2 separate regions of the Homo sapiens genome follow, and region 2 is linked to region 1. A link is a loop called in an ENCODE intact Hi-C map of the cell type or tissue named here. Cell type or tissue: mammary epithelial cell. All regions are shown on one strand.

Evidence for each region. Peaks named below come from ENCODE experiments on the same cell type or tissue, not always from the same donor. Only the 100,000 strongest peaks of a DNase experiment are listed, where the experiment ranks them.
Region 2: it touches region 1 in a loop (3-fold over the local background); 5 of 110 quality-filtered maps call a loop at or near these places.

What each region holds. Positions count from the first base shown.
Region 1 is chr3:130,275,116-130,277,615 of GRCh38, forward strand. It overlaps LOC105374106 (a long non-coding RNA gene), which reads right to left and starts at 1,588. Exons shown (of 2, transcript XR_924479.3): 1 at 1,501-1,588; 2 at 318-860. In mammary epithelial cell, a CTCF peak has its summit at 1,243; no DNase peak of the experiment used is centred here.
Region 2 is chr3:130,698,835-130,701,334 of GRCh38, forward strand. All of the region lies in intron 13 of PIK3R4 (phosphoinositide-3-kinase regulatory subunit 4), which reads right to left. Among named protein-coding and RNA genes, the nearest start is that of PIK3R4, 47 kb to the right of the region's middle. In mammary epithelial cell, a CTCF peak has its summit at 1,131 (motif pointing right); no DNase peak of the experiment used is centred here.

The DNA.
Region 1 (2,500 bases):
ATTTTTTGACGGGAATTAAATGGCAGATGCTCCATCCTGCCACAGAGCTGCTCATCATATGAATGGGTATATGCATTTCTCTGTTTTAGGCATAACTTCAGCTGCCTGAGCATAAAATGGCCAAAGTGATCTATCCTGAGGATGGTATTTGATTTGAACTGTGATTTATTTTCTATTTCTTATTCCCATTCTTCCCTTCCTATGTCCAGGAGTTGGGAACACCAAGGCAAAGTTTCAATAATAAGAAGATCATTGGGAAGAAACATTCAAGTGTGTTGATTGTCCCCACTTGTTAACTTAAGAAAAAACATAATTTATAAATTTAGAAGAGAAGAGGCTTTAATTCTTATAAAAGGTTACAGCCTGCAAGGTGGTTGTCCCACAGGCTGGGAAGCCTGCCTCTAGCCAAGACCAGAGACAGGCGTTTGGAAGGAGGAGGGGTTGGGGTAGGAGTTTTATGCTGAAAAGGTTGGCTAAACATACATGTTCAACAAGTTACAGGAGGAGCTGAGTATTCAAGAAAGTGGTCCTGACACAGGCATGTTAGATAAACATACATGTAACTTATGACCGATGTTCATTTTGAAATGAATAGATGAAATGTATTATACCTAGCCCCTATGTCAAAAGATCTTTTCAGGACATGAAGGTACACAGGTGTGCAGTCTCTGTAAACCAGCAAGAACCAGTCCATGGCTGGTGGTCTTCTCATCAGGAGAAAGTTACTGAATTCAGCCTCTTGTCCAGTCAAAGCTGTTTCTGGTCGGTGGAACAGGGGTTCAGTGAATCAGCATCTGTGAGCTGGATGAGTTGTAATTGTTTTAATACTGTTTATCTGGAGGCCAGTGCTTGTTTAGCTGCTGGAGAAAAAGAGAAACCTTGTGGCAGTTAGAACATAGTTGATTCTTTAAGTGCAGGAGTGTGTGACTTAACCCTTTGCCTGGTATGGTCTTAGGTCCTGTTTATAATTTGGTATCTTATTGCCATGAAAAGTCTCCTCTGTCAGTCTTATGATCCCTATTTTAACATTAATGCTGGTCAGTTGTGTCTAAACTCTAAAAGGAGGAGGTATAACCAGGCATGTCTGACTTTCCATCCCGTCATGGCTGGGAATACAGTTTTAAGGTATTTCTGGGGTTCCCTTTGCCAAGAGAGAGTCCATTCAGCCCGTAGGAGCTTAGGATTTTAAAGTTTACACATCCTTGGAACATTCATGAGATCCAACTGCAGTTCTCCCTGTGTTTACTAGGTGGCGGTATAACCCTTTCACGGAGGTCCTCTGACTCTCAACATAAACCTTACACTCCATAAATTCCGAGGTAGCAACAATATAGCCAAGGGCAGAAACAACTGTCTATTGTTTCAATATTCATACCCACTCTTACTGTATACACAGTTTATAAAGCACTTTCCCATGTTATGTCATGTATTTGCCCAGCCCCACCACTAAATCTGGGATGTTGGCATTGTTCATCCCCTTTTTGGGATAAACTATCTTACAGAAGTGATGTGGCTTGGCTCAGACCCGTAACAGAAACTGGCCTTGAACTCCTTTTTATCCCGAGACCAGGGCTCCTTGAGCTATACTGCATTTGTTCCAAACCGTTAGCTGCCACCAAAGAATTCTGAAAGTCAGAGCCACAGGGGTGGGAGGATGGGCTTGATTTCTGCCTCAGATTCCCTGCTCTTCCATCTGCTGCCCCCACCCCCACCCCCACCCCACCCCACCCTACCCCACCCCACCCCTGTGGTTCTGGCCTGGGTGGAAGTAGGAGTGGACTGAAAGAGAAGTTGAACTGCAGTGCAGGTCAGTTGTGATGGCAGCCTCGGCCAACCCCACAGGGATCTCTGGACCTAAGTGGGCTTGTGTGAGTTACCCCAGTGTGGGCTAACTTGGCTGGGTCTGTATCCCCTGCCTCCATCACCCAGAAGGGCATACCTGTGGACGTGGCAGCTCTGAAACTGTGGCAGGCTCTAAAGTCGACCAGCTGAAGCCTTTCTGCTCACAGCACTCCTAGCAGGTGGGGCAACAAGTTCTTCCTTGAAGCAGGAACTGCAGAGCACAAACCACACTCATCATAGTTCCTTTACCTGGAATGTCTTTTTGCATTGTTTTCAAATTTCCCTAGCTTCCAAAATCCAACAGGACACAACGAAAATCATTTGTGCAAGTTCTCAGAGATCTAGCCTTTGCATTCATCTCTAGCCTCACCTATGGTGGCGGTTGTTCTGACCCTCCAACTTTTCATTTGAGCAATACCATTTCCTGGAAACGCCATATTCCATTCACCTATGCTGTTGCCCTTGGTGATACTTTTGTGGGAAATGCCTTTATTTAATTTATTTACAAATATTTAATAGGCATCTATTATGTACCATATCCATTATCTGTGCCAAAACCCAGCTCAGCTCTCATTGCCTCTCAGGAAAACATCTCCCATTGCCCCCTTTCAAGAAAGAATTAATCAGTAGCTCCTATAGGCTGCCTTGTATACCCTTA
Region 2 (2,500 bases), 420 kb after region 1:
GTCTGTATTCCTTGTCATATGTGGCCACTGAAGTCTCTGTTCAGTTAGGTAAGTGATCACCTAATAACTGGCAGGTATTTCTTTCAATGCCTTGAACAATTAAGTGAGGGTTTTGTTTGTGTTGTGGCACACCTTCAACACTCCATCAAGCATTTTACATCTCTGCTTTAGCCTTCAGTTCTTGCTTGCACAGAGTCTCAAAGCCAGCCAGACATGAGAATTTGGTCTTTTCAGTTTCTTCCTGGGTATGTGCACAACTCTACACATACATGTGGTCTTATAAGGACCCAAGAATAGATCAAAACTTTTCAAAGGCCCATATGGACATCTCATTACCCAGTTCTTCCTTTTAAGCTTTCTGTCAGCCTGCTGATGCCACCTCAAGATGACTGCTATGTTAAATAAATGGTGCTGATTAGTTTCAACAAGTGCCCTGTGAGTAAGAGTTTTCTCAAAGAACAAGGTATGGGCCAAGTCAAATAAAGATGGGCCCTGAAAACAGAACTTTTCAGCCAGCTGGCACAGAGGTCAAATAGTGACAATTCTCTGGAGATGTGCTTTTGGGGAGCTCCAATGCCATTATGACCCCTCCACTGTCTACTAAGGGGCTAGTTTTCATAACTACCATAGTTGTGAGGCTGTTTTTCCAGACTACCACAGAGCTGGTAAAGGGGGATAAGATTACAGTAAGTTAAGGACGACATGGCTCACTATTCTTACTGAGAGTCAGGTGTTTTTCTTGAATCCACTTTAGATTGCTGAAAGGTGTTAGCTGATTTCCAAAGTTCTCAGAAAATTGACTTTGACAGTCTTTGCCAGTATTCTCATTGCTTTATGGAGGAACAGATTTTTGGAGGTCCTTACTCTGCCATTCCAAAATAGAAACCCCATATGCTTTTCTTAAACCTAATTTTAAAAAACACAATTATCAATGTTTTTCATTGATAACTGCTGCTGAACTTTTAGTTTGCTCCTAATTTTTTGCTATTATAAAGAAAGTCAATCTGAACAGTCTTGAAACTAAATCTGAGTTGATTCTTAGTTACTTCCTTAGGATATGTACATCATAAAGGCTTGTGATACATATATTGTAAAAAAACCTCCAGGAAAGAGGTATCAATTGCATTCCACCAGAGGGCACTATATGAGAGTGCATCAATGGCATTATGAGGTTTTCATGCTAGTAGGGTTTTTGTCTCACTGAGAGAGGCCTACATATTCTTTTCATAAGTTTTCTCTTTCATTGTAGTTTATAATATTAACTTAAATGGTTTCTTCTCTTTCCCTTTCTTGCCCCTCTCTTCCTGTTCCAAAAATTTAACTTCCTAAGATTCAGACATCAGGCTTTTGTTGCCCTTCATATTCCCTTTACTTCATAGCCACTCAAAAACGCTGACTTTCAACACTACCAGTGACTCCAAAACATGTAACCCTAACATTGACAACTTTCTTTTGTACTGCTCATATTGTTTTAAGTTTTCACTGTGATAGAACTCCATTTAGATATTTTACTACCACCCCAATTTCAACGAATACCAAATGCATCCATCTCCCCTAAAATTGAGAAGCTGAATGAGCCAGAAATAAGGTAGCACAAGAAGAAAACATAGAAAATATAATTTAGAATACTATAAACAAATAAGTTGAAAAAGCTGTGCAAAAGTTTAGAAAAACAGCAATTTTTCAAGAACTAGTCCCAAAGAGACAAACTGAAAGTTTAACTCAAATAAGAAAAAAGAAAATGGCAGAGCCAAGATCTAGGTAGTCCAAATCACCAGTCATAATTCAGTAAGAAAATCAGGACTGGGAACTGAATGGTCTGCCAACATCACTCATGGGGGAAACTCCTCTTAGTCAGAATGTACTAGTAACATTTCCTAAGAAAACACATTAGCTTTGCTGTTCTTTCCCTGCCACCAGCTGTTTCCCACTTGGCTCTGGCAATAAGAATTGCTTCCTTCTCCCCTCACCAGTCAATAAAGGCATGTGATAAGGGCGACACACTGCATTTTCTTACCCTCTTTCCCAAGCCAAGGCCCATGGCTGGCCACAAACGAGAGCAGGTGTTACAGCAAAGCAAAAGAGTAACTGCATTCAGAGGAGATCCAGTCTCCTAACCATACAGACTTCCCAAATTCTATAAAGTCAGCTAAATTACCAAAATTTGGGGGATATTATCTGAAATGTGATACCAAAATACCACTGTCTAAAGCATGACACTGGGATACAGAAGGTATGACTGTAATAAAAATCACTTGAGAACTAACAAGCAGGGTTTTTGCAATTTACCATCCTAATAAAGGGGACAATGAATCCAACTGATAATAACAAAGAACCACTTGGAAAACAATTATCTGAAGAGGTACTTAAAATGCTAATTAAAATGCTAAGAATGGGCTGGGTGCGGTGGCTCACACCCGTAAACTCAGCACTTTGGGAGGCTGAGGCGGGCGGATCACTTGAGGTCAGGAGTTCAAGACCAACCTGGCCAACAATGGCA